2 separate regions of the Homo sapiens genome follow, and region 1 is linked to region 2. A link is a loop called in an ENCODE intact Hi-C map of the cell type or tissue named here. Cell type or tissue: heart right ventricle. All regions are shown on one strand. Links, peaks and the distances in the headings refer to the core of each region. The heading gives the core; the rest is flanking DNA.

Region 1 (8,335 bases), core at 121-8,120, 110 kb before region 2:
GCAGTGCAAATCTGAGTTCCAGACACAATTTTAAGAAACTCAGGAAGCAGGTTCCTTTTATCATTCCAGTGTAAGAATTCACTTCTTGCCCTACACTATCCATAGTACAATCTCCCCTCTCCCTCCATCTTTGATCCCAACTACAGGCCAGCTTCAGTTTCAAGGCACTAGAAGGAGCTGAAGCAAATCAAGAAGCAGAGAGGAAACATGGCTGCGAGCTGCATGAGGAGCAGTCACAGAGCAGAGTAGCACACTGCAGGAGGCTGGTGGGCAGACAGAGGAGGCAGAGAGGCATGCAGCTGCACCAGGGAAAGGAGAGGTGACCTGCAGACAGAGGGGCTGACCCGTCGCCAAATCTGCAAGTCACCTTTCCGCACAGTTCCCTTGCTGGCCTCCCTAACTATCCCATGTAACTGAGTTGGAAAAACATTGTTGATCAAGAGAGAAAGGCTTGCCCATCCTCAATGCAACTCCAAAATCACATCTGAACAGTTAATCCTGTTATGTGACTTGATGGGCAGATTTAGATCTGCAGTCCCAAAATGTGGGATTAGGACAAAGATACAGGTCACTGACTTCCAATTACAGCACCATCACAAGACATTGCTTCCTATGCTAAATGTTAAGACCCTTTTCTCTTTTGCAAGCCTAATACAAATGCAAAGAGAAGCACTGGGAATCTACAGTAAACTGCCTTGTTTATATGCCCAACATTAGATCTTTGTTTAAAAATGTTTCTGCGAAACAAACTGTGACAGACTTTTTATGTCAGGAATTCTGTGACCATTAGCATTTTCTATACAAGCATGATAATCTTTACCAAAAGATGGCTGCTTGGGAAAGAAACGCCACTATTAGCAGCTCATCCTATGAACACGAGGCGATGGTCAGGTTACCCAGGTGCACAGAAAGGTTCTGTTCTAGGTGGACACTCAGTGGTCTACCCTGAAAGGAGAGACTGGCCACAGCAGAGCCGCTGCTGAGACCTGAGAGCAGAGAGTCTCAGGAGGAGTGGTCAATGAGGGTCAGAGCGGGGACCCAGAAGAAAGGCCGTTCTGCTGGAGGAGGGGCTCATGAGGACAGTAGAGGAAGGAAGGCGCCAGACGATGGAGCGAAGGAAGTGCTGGCAGGCAGAAGCTCTGGGAAGGGGTGGGTATAATTACCGCCCTGGGACTTGCTAGTCCTGCTGCTGTCACTGCCTGAGAAGGCTCCGCAGTGTCCCGATGCTGCCGCCACACGGAAGGCACGGTAAGGGCCTGTTGCTACCGTTTCCCCATAGGGGCCTCCAAAGCCACAGACGCCTGTGGGACCCGGGGTAGAGAGAGAGGGGAGAAGTGTAAGGGACAGGACTCAGGGCCCTGCTGGGTATTCAGGCAGAGTGGCCCCTGCCTCCTCCAGCTGCCATGGAGGGGTCTCCTGGCCCCTCTTGTCACCTCACTGTCCTGTGCCCATGGTCCCTGGGGACCAGTATTGTAAGGCCACCCTCCCTGCAGTGGGTCATTCAACAGGGCACTAGCATGGGGCTCAGGAAGGGCCCTGGGAGATGAGTCCTGGAAGATGGCTCTCTCTGACCTGGGTGGGTTTATTTTCCCTTACACATGAGAAACAAATATATCTTAAAATGTGAGCAGAGTTTTCAGCTTGATTGACAGATTTTACGGTGCAGCTTTTGCATCTGCATCAGCAGGTCCCTCTCCCCTATCTCCAGGATTAAACTTGCTCCTCACGGACTTGAAGAACTGCTGCTGCAGGATCTCCAAGACCAACAGTGACAAGGTCAACACAGCAGATGGGCTTGCCTATAAGGGCTGCACTTTCTTTACAGGAATCTGGCATCTGTTACCCACAGGAATACGTCCCAATCAACTCACCTGCAAAGCCTCTGCCCCTGCCCTGAGAGGGTGGGACAGGCCCAAAGTGCCGGGGGTACGCAGAGGCAGGGTAGAAGGGCAGGGCAGGTGGCGGCGGGAAAGGGAGCGTGTGGCTCTGCCTGGAGAAGCTGAGCCCCTCGAGGACGCTCTGGCGCATCTTCTCTACCTTGGCAGCCTGATCAGCCTGGAAGACAAGGACCAGCATGTGAAAATGCCATCCACAGGGGGTTTTAATTGAATTTAAATGAGCACTAAAGAAATAAGATCTATCAACTATACAGTTGGTTCCCTTTATTCATGAATTCTATGTCTGCAAATTCTCCTACTTGCTAACGTTTATTTGTAACCACAAAAATCAATACTTATGGCAGTTTTCTGGTCGTCTGCAGACTTGTGCAGAACACGGCAAAGATTTTTGTTGCCTGATGCACTGACCCCAGCTGAGGTCAAACAAGACAACGCTTGCCTTCTTGTTTCAGCTCATACTGAAAACAAGAATCCTTTTCACAGTTTATTAAGTGCCACGTGTTTCACATTTTTGTCCTTTTTTGTTGGTAATTTCACTGTTTAAAATGGTCCCTGGCTGGGTGCAACAGCTCACGCCTGTAATCCCAGCACTTTGGGAGGCCAAGGTGGGTGGATTGCTTGAGGTCAGGAGTTCAAGACCAGCCTGACCAACATAGCAAAACACCGTCTCTACTAAAAATACAAAAATTAGCTGGGCATGGTGGCAGGCACCTGTAATTCCAGCTACTAGGGAGGCTAAAGCAGGAGAATCACTTGAACCTGGGAGGTGGAGGTTACAGTGAGCTGAGACCGCACCACTGCACTCCAGCCTGGGCGACAAGAGCGAAACTCCATCTCAAAAAAAAAAAAAAAAAAACCAAAACAAACAAACAAATAAAATGGTCTCCAAGTGTAGTGCTGAAGTGCTGTCTGGTGTTCCTAAATGCATAAGGAGGCTGTGATGTGCCTTACAGAGAATATACGTGTTACAGAAGCTACTGGCTGTGAGTTCAATAATAATGAATCAACAATCCATATTATATAAGGTGTCTTTAACGAAAATGCACATGAAATAAGATTATATACTGATTGGTTAACAAAAATATGTGACCAGAGCCTTGAAGGAACCCAGCACCTTGTATTGCCCCTAGGAGCAATGGTCAGTATTCACTAATTTGGCGTTCAAGGTGAATTTTAGAACATTACTACCACAAATAATGAGAAACAATGTTATATCAGGAGCTTGGCTCATCCTGGGTACTGAAGTGATATTTAGTGACACTCAGTACCAGGCCCAACCTAAAACAGAATCTTGAAACACAGGATGATAAATATGGTATAAAAGATGACAGATTTAACCAGTGAGCTTTATTTCATTGCAGTTAAAGGCAGCCACCCGGCCCCGCAGCATACCTGACCATCACAGAGGTCAATGAGTGGGGTCTTTTCCCGGCTGGCTTTGAGGAGTTTGGATTGGAAGAGCTTCCCATCAAAATACATCCAAGGACAACAGTGTTCCCAGGGGATTGGCTGTCCGCATGCATCATTTGCAAACAAGGCCATGTCTACTCCACTCATGAAGAGAGCTGATAGCTGAATTCCTCGGGGATCTAGGTTCTCAATCTTTAAATTGAAAAGAGTAATTTCTATGGAATAAGAGTACTACAGTATTAAATTCTTTCAAAGTCTTAGTAAAACTCTCCAAAGTTAACAGAATATTCCTCAACAAAACAGCACCACTAAGTAGTCCTACCATTACCTTATATTGACCTAACACTGGCCTCATTTGAACAGAAATACTTATGTGATTTAACACATTTGAATTTAAGAGAATATTTTATAAACATACTCAAGTATTTCAGGTTGGGTTTATAAAGCGTTCCGCAGTGTAGAGTAACACTGTACTTAAGGCTGACGTGTGACAAAATGAGCAATGATGTGTGGTCTCCTTAGAGCCCAGGGCTCCACAATCTCTTCGTAAAATAACACTTCACATTTCAGATCTGCACACAGGTAACGTATTAACAGAAAGAGTGTCAAAACTGAACACTCTATTAAGATTCTGCATTTTTAAATAGTTACATTAAAAGATTATTTGGTATAATTACATTCTAAAATAAATTTATACTTTATGTTCACATTATTTTATATGTCAAGGTTTTTAATTGCAACTTATTAATAAGACTGTCAAAATGTCTTTTGGAGAAATGGATAGCTTATAAATGAAAGAAGACAACAAAAATATGGTTCTTGAACCATACATACTACTAGAATTTGTGCAGACTTTTACTTCCCTCAGTGTTAAGTGCTGGGTGCCTACCTTCTATACGTAGAGCCCACGCTTCTAGTGTCTGATAAGCAGAGTGAGAAACATTAACACGAGTACAGTCAACTCTTGATCATCTGCATGTGAAAGGCCTAGTTTGTGGATTATCCAGGATCAAAGTTTAGCCCTGCTCTGGCTTTTGTCTTCCGACTTTGGTGGCTTTTCAAGAATGCAATGTTTATGGGAGATCAATCTAAGCAATGCCTACATGTGGCAGGTAAAGGGGCTTTTCATTAAAGAGAAAAAGGTCATTCTGGTGCCAAATGCTAATAAACTTACAATCATCTGCTGTTTTTGTTGTTTGTGTTAACAGTTCCTATTATCAACTAACACTGTTTCCCAACCTTTTTTTAAATTTTCACAATACAGTTGACCTTCCAAAACCTGGAGAAGTCTGTTCACCAATTTATAAAAGGTGTTTATACCTCTGGATCCTATTGTACATCACCAGCTCCTCCTTTTCCCATGCAGTTGTTGGGAAGTGAACTAAAAAATGTTCCCTTGGGGGCAGGTAGGGCTGGGGTGATAGAATTAGATGCATTTTTATATTTATGTGCAAAGTGGAGGAAGAGAGGTCATACTAGAACAAAATGGAGAAAATGTACTTGATTCATTTAGACCCCAGCCACCCCCACCTCTGAGCTGCAGAAAGGGAGAATTCTCAAGGCAGAAAGAGGGAGCCAACCCTGTTGGAAAGCAGCCAAGCACAGGTGTGGCCCATGAATGAATAGGACACCCATCTCCTGGCCCCTTGCACTGCAGAAATTATGACCACAAATCCCTTCCAGTCAGGTGGGGCTCCGCTGCTTCTAGCCCAGGGGCCTCCGTGCCCCTCTCTCTGCCCTACACCAGAGAACAGAGAATCCAGGTCAAGGATTAGGGAGAGAAAATGCTGCTCTAAAGTTGTTTGCCTGGCTATCCAAATGTTAAAACACAAAATGCCACCAACACCCTTTGTGTAAGCACATGCAGCACCATCCTAATGGTGTTTCTTTTTTTTTTCTTTGAAACAGAGTCTCGCTCTGTCATCCACGCTGGAGTGCAATGGTGCAATCTTGGCTCACTGCAACCTCTGCCTCCCAGGTTCAAGCAATTCTCCTGCCTCAGACTCCTTAGTAGCTGGGATTACAGACGTGCGCCACCATGCCTGGCTGATTTTTGTACTTTTAGTAGAGTCAGGTTTTCACCATGTTGGCCAGGCTGGTCTCAAACTCGTGGCCTCATGTGATCTGAGAAGATCCTCGGCCTCCCAAAGTGCTGCGATTACAGGCATGAGCCACCGCATCCAGCCCCTGCAGGTGTTTCTTAGGAACGGGCTGGTGCCAATCACATCCAGATTCAAACCTTTAAGACTAATGTAACCAAAACCATTTACCCGGCAAACGGCTATCTGCATTGCCAAACTGAAGAAACAGCAGCAGATGTATACGGCACACAAGCGCCCTAGTTAAAACTATTAATCTCCAAATTTGCTGACAGGAAGAATGCAGCAAGGCTAGTGTGTGTGTGTGTGTGTGTGTGTGTGTGTGTGTGTGTGTGTGTGTGTGTGTGTGTGTGTATCAAATGGCCTTAACATTAAAGGATTATACTTTTAAGAATTTTTTAAATGTTATTTATAGTTTCAAGATAATTAATGGTTCAATTAGCATTAATCTAATAGAGAAAAGTTCTTAGAATAAGAGCTTGCATAAACAATCTGAATAAAATCTTGACTGCAGTGTAAATTTGCTTCCTTTGAAAATTTTTTAAACTTACATTATGTGGTGTTTTTCTTTCCCTAAATGTTATATATAAATAATAACATTTAATATTTATGGGGAACTTAAGAAATATATATCAAGCACTGCTTTTTTCATTATCTCACTGCCATCTCTAAACAACATAGAATGCAGGCACCTCTAAATAGTACTCCCTTGTACAGACGGGTCACAGAGGGTTCAAGGTCACAGAGCTGGTAATTGGGAGAACCCAAATCTGAACCCTTGATTATAAAATAGCTGCAATATTCACATTCTAACTTCATTCTCTTATATCAATTGAGATAAAATATTCAATATCATCCAAAGTTCCTCAACTAGAGAAATACAGACAAAAAATTCTGACTTTATAAGAAATACAAATATGGAAGTTAATCTCTCTGACCGATTAGCTCAAGAACCAAATTCCAGTAAAGTTACTTTGTCCAACATCTGATTACTGGGCAACAGACTCTTACTTCAATTTGTCATATTTACCTATATGCAAAATAATTCTTACACGTATCACAGACATGTTGCATGCCCCTAATACTGTCTTTAAAGCTCTTCATTTTCCATCTTTTATATTCTGCACTTGGCATGTGAAACTGTTAAAAGAATTTAAGGCAATTATAGGAATGTCAAGGCAAGGGAGAAAGAAACTGGACAAATACTATAATGGTACAAAGTTCCTTCTCATCCTTTACCCACCCTCCTCAAAACACAGGGGTCAGTGCTAATTTTACCTTAATTACATTCATGCTGGTAACCTAGGAGAAGGGCTTAAAAAATATAACAGGAAAAATGAGGGTCATCAATCACTGTCACAGGTATTTAAGGAGCCACATGGAACACTCTCAATTATTCATGGACATGGCAGACGAAGAAAGCATGGATGAGATGAAATTCTTAAAAATTCATTGTAACTAATGGTTTCAATGTCTTGTCCCACCAAACCTCCCATCAGAAAAAGCTAACAAGAGTCCTAACTGTCACCACTGGGTTTTTCCTTCCTCTTTTCCTCCTCTGATGGCCAACCACAGAGTGGACGATAAATGGGAGAAGAGAAACAGGGTCTGGGCAATCCACAAACTGGGTAGCAGGCCCAGACACACCAGTTAACAGTCAAGAGTTGACTATATCACAAACTATGAATGGTGTATTACAACAAAGCACTGTTGTTGCTTTTGATATTGCAAAAAATTTTAATGGTTAAATGAAAAGGCAATTTTAGAATTTAATTTTCTATCACTGAATTTTGGAACCCTCAGCTCTGCATAGGAATTTTTGTAGCATTTAAATAATGATCATTCCTATCAATTCTCAATCTGATGATAGCTGAGAGGATCTTCAATCTTAAAAAACAAAAAAGCAAATAACTGCCTTTCCCCCCCAACAAATGCTATTTTTCCTTATAGCTTTCTCAGAATTTATACTAATCATGAAAATGAAGCACTTACAGGTGTAGGCTGCTCTTATTAAAGGGAACTGTCGACCTCCAGACAAGCAAGACCCAGAGGATCGATGAGTCAGACTGAAGTTTACTATACATACATATGTCTTTCTGAGCATATCTCTACAAATGTCTGGCTTTAGATGAAGAACCAGGAGAAAACCATGAAAGCACTAAGATCTCAAAAGAACCAAAATGAAAGCTTAGAGTGTGATTGTTTTTCAAAAGTTATATCCTATGTGTTGATCCAAAAATGAAAAGGATATGGGATATAAGATGAACTTTGAGTAAAAGTAACTTGATGGTGAATAAGGCTTAGTGGGCATACCTGATACCTGGCGGTCTGATTTTCAGAACTGGGATGTCAATACTGATGTAATAATCTATATAAGAGAAACAGGAGTAGAGGTAGAGGGATGGCACCACACACTAGCAAAAGTATCTCCAACCCCCTGAAGCACAATCTGTGACGAAGACGGTGGTGATGAGACAAACCAGGTGAGGACACGGGAAAGGACCTGACTTAGCACCAGCCACACTGCCTGACGGGGACACCTGACCAAACATTGAAAACAGAAACGTAAATTCAAAAACATTAAAAATAATAATTTCTGTCTAACAAACAGAAAAGCTTGATCTACAAAGTAAAGAACACAATTTGAAGTGAATTCTCCTAAGTTTTGTTTTTTTTACTTAGCTTATTTCTAAGTCACAAGAAGTCTCAGGTGAGCTCCACACAATTGAGGAGGGTCACTTAACACCAAATTACTCAATTTAACATGATAATTTAGGGAAAACTAGAAATTTATTAAGCAACAACTATTGAATACTGAAAATCTATTAAGTGAGCCTAAAATTCCCCTCCATGGAAAGAATGCCTTCATAAAGAATGCCAAAAAGATCTAAAGGTGAAGGCAATTTTGTGGAAAGAGATTAACTGATT
Region 2 (8,335 bases), core at 323-8,322:
TTTTGTATTTTTAGTAGAGACGGGGTTTCACCATGTTGGCCAGGCCAGTCTCGAACTCCTGACTTCAAGTGATCCACTTGCCTCTGCCTCCCAAAGTGCAGGGATTACAGGCATGAGCTACCGCGCCCAGCCTAATATCATTAATTAATATTTTACTTAGGTGAGGTATCTAACCACCAACAATAACAGATGAGTTTCCAGTTTTTCAAACAAGGTAATAAGAGACCTTAATGCTGCCCATGTAATCATTAGCAGATGTTGGGAGACCAGCAGACTGGAGCTAAGCAGGGAGTCTGCGATCATGGAAGAGAGCAAATTAATCCACACTAGGGATTCTAACCTATAATGTTTACCTAGCACCAGCCCTGTTAATTAATTGTCAATTTAAATTACCCAGAAGAACACACACATCTGTAGGCCTGCTTCATAAATGGTAGATCAGTAACTGACCACACTGCAGCCGTGTATCGGCAGTTGAGTTTTTTGGTCTTCAGGCTCTGCTATCTCTCCAGTACTATGAGTTATCAGCAGTAGCAGAGGGTAGGAGAGCTCCACAGAGATCAATATTCGGACTCTGGAGACCATGACAAAATACATTTCATATTCCAAACTAATATATAAACTACCTTTTTTTTTTTCTTTTCAGATTTCCAGAAGCTGTTCTGTCAATAACAAAGTCTCAAAGAAAACCACAAAACCACCAACACTAAGATCATTCTTGAGTCCAATTTGAAAAACTAGGGTCAAGTTCTGCAGAGGCATTGAAAGGACAAGAAACCACCCTGATACCCATCGTGTGAGGGAAAATGCTCTATTCACCATTCCTCAGCTTCTGCTTCTGGTTTCAGAGTTCTCTCTATATTGGAGGGTGTTTTAAAGCTAGAGTGGTCTTTATCCACTTTTATTAACACATCTGAATGTGAAGGTCAAGAGAGGAAAGTGATATGTCCTAAGTCAGAGTAGAGTCAACAAGAAAATAAGACAAACAGCGACTGAGCCCCTGGTGTATACTGGGCATTGGCCAGCTACTGGGGATATGGAGATGAAGAAAACATAACCCTTCTTCAAGGAGCCCAACCTACCAAGGTAGACAGACATATAGACAAATAGATACTTGCATAGAAAAAAAGAGGAAAAGGGGATCAGTGTGACCTGTGTAACTAAGTACCCTATAAACCCTCCTGCAACAGATCATATTGCCCTTTATAGTGGGGATGGTAATCCCATCTGAATTCCACAGGTACTTTGCAGTCATACCACACCCATGTGTCTGTCGGTCCTGACTGTACCATTTATAAACAGCTTCACTTTCAGCAGTTCTCAGCCCTCTTAAGCTAGGGTCATTGTCAGTAGGGATACTGCTTCATAAGCACCAGCAGAACACCAAAGGAGACCATATGGGTGAAAGCAACCAGCACTGCCCTGGCGCTTCATAGGTTCTTAGAGTTTTTATCTTTTACTTTCAGTCTAACACAGCACTGCCTGCTTTTTGTTTTTGTTGCTTGGTTTGTTTTTTTCTTACCGTGTTCACCAAACTTGTGTCCAAATAGCTTTGGGCTGATGCAAAAATATCTATGTGGAAGAGAAGAGTTGTTCTCATGGAGGGCCTTCAGATGAGTGCTATAGACTCTCTAGGCAACTCCAAGAGGCTTCTCAAGCAGGGTGGGCAGTGAGAGCTGCTATGGAATCAATGGACAAACTGACAGGGACTGCTTTGAAAGACAGTACTCAGTTGAGTATATATATTCTCTCTTAAGGGCTAAAAGTTTATAATCATCCCTTAAACACTCTGTGATGGGATCTTCAGGATCATCTTTTGAAGTAAACTATATTTTACAATGTGATATAAATCAAGTGAGTTTTTTTTTTAATTAGGAATTCCCGTAAGTATAAAGCCATTTTAAGATGTACATTTTAGAGACTAGCTATTGTTAAGTGGTCTGTTACATTTGTGTAAACCATAAAGATCTTTCCAGAGGAAGCAAGTCTCTCATACCAGAATATGAAAACACTAGCCCCAGGCTTGAGTAACCTAGATCACATGAAGCTGACTTCCTCTGAGGAGTCTAGGACCTCAGATATAGGTGGGAGCACACAATCACCCTTCTGGAAACAGCTAAGACTTGTGGCTCAGGCGTTTGACCTTGCTGACAAAGGAAGAGGTCAGGGTTGACGAGAGCTCCAGGAAGAATGAAAGTGCCTCTGGAAGGCAGGAAGAAAGTTACTGTAATACTTTATCCTTAGGGTGGAACAAGAGTCTGGGAAAGCTCTGCCCTATAAAGTCCCCTTCCCCATTCCTCCCAGGTCCCAGGTGTGGTGGTATAAGGAGAGTTGGCCCAATCTGGGAGCTGAGGGATCTGAGACATCCATCTACTGCATCAGTGCACTCAGAAGTGAGGATTTTGGCACAGTTATTCATGAGACATCAGCCCATCATATAAAACATGCCTCCAGTTTGGTTAAACTAGGAAGCACTATATAATATTTTAAAATCAGTTACATGTCACTGATAAAAGACTTAGTATTACCATGATGTTATTTTTCTTGAGGCAACATGATGAAACCCATTGTCTACAAAAAATCCAAAAATTAGCCAGGTGAGGTGTGCACCTGTAGTCCCATCTTCTCAGGAGGCTGAGGTGGGAAGACTACTTGAGCCAAGGTGGTGGAGGTTGGAGTGAGCCCAGATTACACCACTTGCACTCCAGCCTGGGCAACAGAGTGAGGCCTTGTCTCAAAAAAAAAAAAAAAAAAAAAAAACAACGATTTTTATGAAAGTTGGAGAACCAGGATTAAGACTGGGTGGGAACTAAGAATGACAGGTACTTTTAACAATACAGCTGGGATGCTGTTGATGACATGAATGAACCCCACTCTTACTGTAGTCATTTGCTCAAGATTCAAAGTCATGAAAAAGAGTAGAATGGACCAAACTTAGGTACTAAGAGTCCCCAGCCTGGCAGTGAAAACAGTATAGTTCCTTTGACTTTAATATGGGGAAACAGGTTCCTGGATTGACGATCTCACCAAAACTATACACAATTTTTTTTTATTTTTTCTCAGACCTTTCAGGGATGAATATATACAATTTCTGAGAAAGAAACCTGAGTACCTTTAGGAAGGGAAAAGGAATGCTGAATATCCCCAAATAACATGTCTTACATGTTTGGTAAGACTTACTGTACCCTGTCCTAGAAGATAGAAGATGCCCTGCCCTTAGAAGACAAAGAGACTGTAGAGCTATGCCTTCTAAATCTTAAGCCACTCTTCAGATAATGGATCCCTTCATGGTCAGCCCAAACATCTCAAGAACTTTTAATTTGTACCGTTTGTCTTTTTTTCCATTTATTTAATACCACAAATTCACTTTATTATTATGAAGCCAATATCTACATCTTCTCACAAAGATTCTCTTAAGAAATGCAGAACTGGCCGGGTGCAGTGGCTCATTCCTGTAATCCCAGCACTTTGGGAGGCCGAGGCGGGTGGATCACCTGAGGTCGGGAGTTCAAGACCAGCCTGACAAACATGGAGAAACCCTGTCTCTACTAAAAATACAAAATCAGCTAGGCGTGGTGGCACATGCCTGTAATCCCAGCTACTAGGGAGGCTGAGGCAGAAGAATCCCTTGAACCTGGGAGGCGGAGGTTGCGGTGAGCCGAGATCGCACCATTGCACTCCAGCCTGGGCAACAAGAGCGAAACTCCGTCTCAGGAAAAAAAAAAAAAAGCAGAACTCCTTACTGGCCTCAAAACATACTGTGACATTTCCGTAACCTACAGGTCTAGAAATCCTGTGCCAAATATGGTTAACTTGTTTGCTGAGAAGGATGTGGAAGAACTGGAACCCTCATACACAGCTGATGGGAAAACAGTCTGGAACTTTCTTAAAACATTCTGGTAAATGGGGGCCCGGCAAGCTAGAAAGTGTGGCTATAATCCCTTGCTTTTTTCCTTTTTTAAACTTTTTCTCTCTCAGTCCTGACCTAAAGATGACCCTAGTCAGGCTGGACACGGTGGCTCACGCCTGTCATCCCAGCACTTTGGGAGGCCAAGACGGGTGGATCACCTGAAGTCAGGAGTTCAAGACCAGCCTGACCAACATGGAGAAACCCTGTCTCTACTAAAAACACAAAATTAGCTGGGCGTGGTGGTGCATGCCTATAATTCCAGCTACTCGGGAGGCTGAGGCAGGAGAATCGCTTGAACCTGGGAGGTGGAGGTTGCAGTGAGCCGAGATCGCGCCATTGCACTCCAGCCTGGACAGCAAGAGCAAAACTCCGTCTCAAAAAACAAAAACAAAAACAAACAAAAAAATTCCCCTGAGAGAAAACCTGTCTTTCCAGCCAGAGGAGCAGGAAAAAATGACCCTATGGTCTGAAGAATGTGGAAATAATCCATCTTTTTTTCTCTCTCTGCTTTCTGCCTGAGGGGCGTTCCTTTTGGCAAAATGAGCAGGCAGTGTAGGCAGGTAATCATCAGAGAGAAAGCCCATCTTTCTAAGCCAGAGGATGAGGAAAAGGGGCCCCCTGGGTGCCAGGGAGTCTGGGGGGAAATCCTGAAGAGCAAAGACCTGAAAAGAGGATTCTCTAATTCTGTACATGAGCTGAATTCCGTGCTCAGCCCAGAGCTGCACATACAAGAGACAGAGCCCAGGCAACACAGCCACACTCTGAACTGACACTCGGACCACCACCACCAAACAGAAGGCAACGCAGGACCTGCAGACTAAGGCTAACGAGGCTGATTGCCTGACAAAACAGAAAAAAAAGAAACATTCTTCAGGGAATTTTAGCAGAACACAGAGTCTCCCAACATAAAACAGACAGTCCTCACTGCACAGCAGTTCAGAACTGTAAAAATGACCTTCCAACCTGAAACTGCCATGTGCTGTTCATAATCATTAATGGGTAAAATTGTGATTTTTTTCCTGTCTTTTGAAAATTGTCAAAACATTGATAATCTTGTACTGTTAGAAATGTATAAGGAAACAATAAAGTAAATATTTTTGTACACTGTAATTTAAAACATTAGCAACACAGGGAATTAAAGTGCTTGATGTCTTCCTAAAAAAACCATCAACAGACATTTAAACAGTGCTTGCCTTCTTCAAAAGTCATGTACCTTATGATATAGAGGGAGCACCTTTTCTGTGTTCAAAAACTTGTCATGCCCCTTCTAAGTTTGGATCAGCTTCCAATATTTTATCCTTTTTGCTTTCAATGTCATGAAATATCTCCAAGTCCCTTTAACGTGAAGGTTTTTGCTGACGTTCCTTCCTCTGGAACATCTTCATCCTTTTCATCACAACCGCTTTCTTCATTTATTTGAGGAATTCACCTTCTCGGCAGCAGTGCCAGCATCCCCATAGTCTGTTTCTTCAGTGACCCCATTTATGTTTGATTTGCATTCACGTTCAGTGTTTTCAGTTTGAGTTTCTTTGCTGCATTTCTATCTTTATTTGTCAGTTTTCTCTTTTGAATATCCATTTGTGTAAAAATGCCATGTGGGTTTATCACTGGAAGACAAGGAGGCCACACAATTCACACTTTGCTGTCTGTGCGTGAAATGAACACAGATGCACAGTGACCAATCACCCGTAGGTTTTGGAAAGAAGAGGCATGATTGGTCACTGATCATGATGTACCTGTGTTATTATGTAGTGATTTGTGGACTGGGGAGCTAGCAGAAAGTTTGAACTTCATGCAATTACAGTTAATATATTCTGGTAACTCAAATTTGAACCATGTTGTCAGGGGACTGGTGTTCACCATAATAACTAAAATTTCAGAATCATGAAATGTCACTTCTGATATAGTCTATTCATTAAAAGTCAGTCCTAATTCTGGCTCACACTCAAGGGGAGGGGAATTAGGCCCCAGCTTCTGAAGAGAGGATCTCCAATTAATTTGTGGACATATTTTAGGATTCTTCAGGAAGTCCATATTCCTGAAGAATATTGGCACTGGGTATAGAATTTTGGATGGATGATTCTTTCCTATGAGTGCTTTAAAGGTATTGTTCCACTGCATCCTGGCCTACATGATTTTTTATTATATGTCTGAGATAACCCGTATTTCAAATTGTTCTTCCCTATACCGAATGTGTTGGGTTTTTTTCTGGCTACTTTCAGGATTCTTTCAATCTTTGGTTTTCAGCAGTTCGATTATGATATGCTGAGCATCTTCTTTGGATTTTGCTGAGTTTCTTGAATGTGTATTTATATTGTTTGTCAAATTTAAGAAGTTTTCAGCAGTTATTTCTAAAAACTTTTTTTGTGTCTGCACCAATTTCTCTTTTCCCTCTGAGACTCTAGTGTCAAAAAATACGTGATTTTCTGGTGTTGTCTCCCAGGATCCTGAAGTTCTATTCATTCTGTTTAATCCATTTTCTCAGTGTCCTCTGGTTAATTTCTACTGATCTGTCTTCAATTCACTGACTCTTTCTTTTGTTATTTCCATTCTGCTAGTAAGTCCATCCATTACATTTTTTAACTTCAGAAATATAATTTTTTCAGTTCTAGAATTCTTAATTTTCATAGCTTCTGGGTCTCCATCAATAACTTCTTTCTTTCTTTTTTTTTAGGCAGAGTCTCACTCTGTCACCCAGACTGCGATCTTTGCACACTGCAACCTCCGCCTCCCAGGTTCAAGCAATTCTCCTGCCTCAACCTCCCGAGTAGCTGAGATTACAGATGTGCATCACCACGCCCGGCTAATTTTTGTGTATTTTTAGTAGAGACAGGGTTTCACCATGTTGGCCAGACTGGTCTCGAACGCTCAACCTCAGGTGGTCCACCCGCCTTGGCCTCCCAAGGTGATGGGATTACAGACATGAGCCACTGCGCCTGGCCCTTTGTTTTCATCTTAAGAGCACAGTTATAAAAGTTGTTTTAAGTTGTTGTCTGATGATCCAAGATCTGAGTCATTTTTGGAATGACATGTGTTGGTTGTCTTTTTCCTTGTGAATAGGTCATACTTACCTGGTTGCTTGCGCATCTAGTAATGTTGGATCATATTCTGGATGTTTTGAATACCAAGTCCCAAGAGTCTGCAACTTGTTAAAATCCCTGGAGAAGACTGATTGTAAGCAGACAACCAATTCAGTTAAGTTCAGATGACAAACTGTCTCCCCTTCTGTGGTGGTGGTCCCGGTGGCACCACTTCAAGTTTCAAAGACTCTGTTCACTTCTCTGTATCTGCCTGTGCATGTGCGGCTTAGGCCTGAGCCCAGGACTTGTGCCAGCCCATACCCAGACTTAGGGATTCCCCTCCTCTAGCTCTCTCTTCTCTAGGATTCATCAACACACACTGCTTGGCTCACAGAAACGTCTTGGAGTTTTGTTGCCCATCTGCCTCTTTATGGTAGCATGACTGGGGTCTCCCTCACAGCAGGGCTGGGAAAGAAAGAGAAAGAGAGAGAGGAAGAACACAGGGATATCCCCCTGCATTCTTTGGTTCACAGGGGCTCCTTTTCCTGGTCCTTTGGCCAGAAAGACCGAGCTCTTCTTGGAGTTTTTACTGCACATGTCAACTGGGAAGTCACTTGACGGGGGGTTGGGGAGGGGTCTGCCTTTATATCAAAGCTGAAAGGGGCTGGGCGAGGTGGCTTATGCCTGTAATCCCAGCACTTTGGGAAGCTGAGGCGGGCAGATCACTTGAGGTCAAGAGTTCGAGCCTGGCCAACATGGTGAAACCCAGTCTCTACTAAAAATACAAAAATTAGCCAGGTGTGGTGGCAGGCGCCTATAATCCCAGCTACTTGGAAGGCTGAGGCAGGAGAATTTCTTGAACCTGGGAGGTGGAGGTTGCAGTGAGCTGAGATTGTGCCACTGCACTCCATCCTGGGTGACAGAGACTCCATCTCAAAAAAAAAAAAAAAAAAGCTGAAAGGGGTGGGAGTACAAAAAACTGGGAAACACATGCCTGTTTTGTGACTTCTTCAAGTTTTGTCACCCTCCTTCTTCCAATTTGCCTGCCATTATTTACTTTCCAGAGACCTCAAGGAGTTGGCATTTGTTTTGTTTAGAATTCTTAGTTTTCTTTTCTTTTCTTTTCTTTTTTTTTTTTTTTTTTTTTTTTTTTTTTTTGAGACAGAGTCTTGCTCTGTCACCCAGGCTGGAGTGCAGTGGCGCCATCTCAGCTCACTGCAGCCTCCGCCTCCGCCTCCTGGGTTCAAGCGATTCTCCTGCCTCAGCCTCCTGAGTAGCTGGGACTACAGGCGTGCACCACCATGGCTGGCTAATTTTTGTATTTTTGGTAGAGATGGGGTTTCACCATGTTGGCCAGGCTGGTCTCCATCTCCTGACCTCGTGATCCGCCTGCCTCAGCCTCCCA

What was found. Peaks named below come from ENCODE experiments on the same cell type or tissue, not always from the same donor. Only the 100,000 strongest peaks of a DNase experiment are listed, where the experiment ranks them.
Region 1: a loop joins it to region 2, with 2.5 times the contacts of the local background. A loop is called at or near these places in 80 of 110 quality-filtered maps.

The regions. Positions count from the first base shown.
Region 1 is chr9:93,551,547-93,559,881 of GRCh38, reverse strand. It overlaps FAM120A (family with sequence similarity 120 member A), which reads right to left. Exons shown (of 18, transcript NM_014612.5): 13 at 3,291-3,500; 14 at 1,872-2,055; 15 at 1,164-1,301. Among named protein-coding and RNA genes, the nearest start is that of PHF2, 21 kb to the left of the region's middle. In heart right ventricle, for the core only: no CTCF peak of the experiment used is centred there; no DNase peak of the experiment used is centred there.
Region 2 is chr9:93,440,009-93,448,343 of GRCh38, reverse strand. FAM120AOS (family with sequence similarity 120 member A opposite strand) reads left to right here. Exons shown (of 3, transcript NM_198841.4): 3 at 647-5,012. The coding sequence ends at 733. Among named protein-coding and RNA genes, the nearest start is that of FAM120A, 7.5 kb to the left of the region's middle. In heart right ventricle, for the core only: no CTCF peak of the experiment used is centred there; no DNase peak of the experiment used is centred there; H3K27ac peaks cover 859 bases.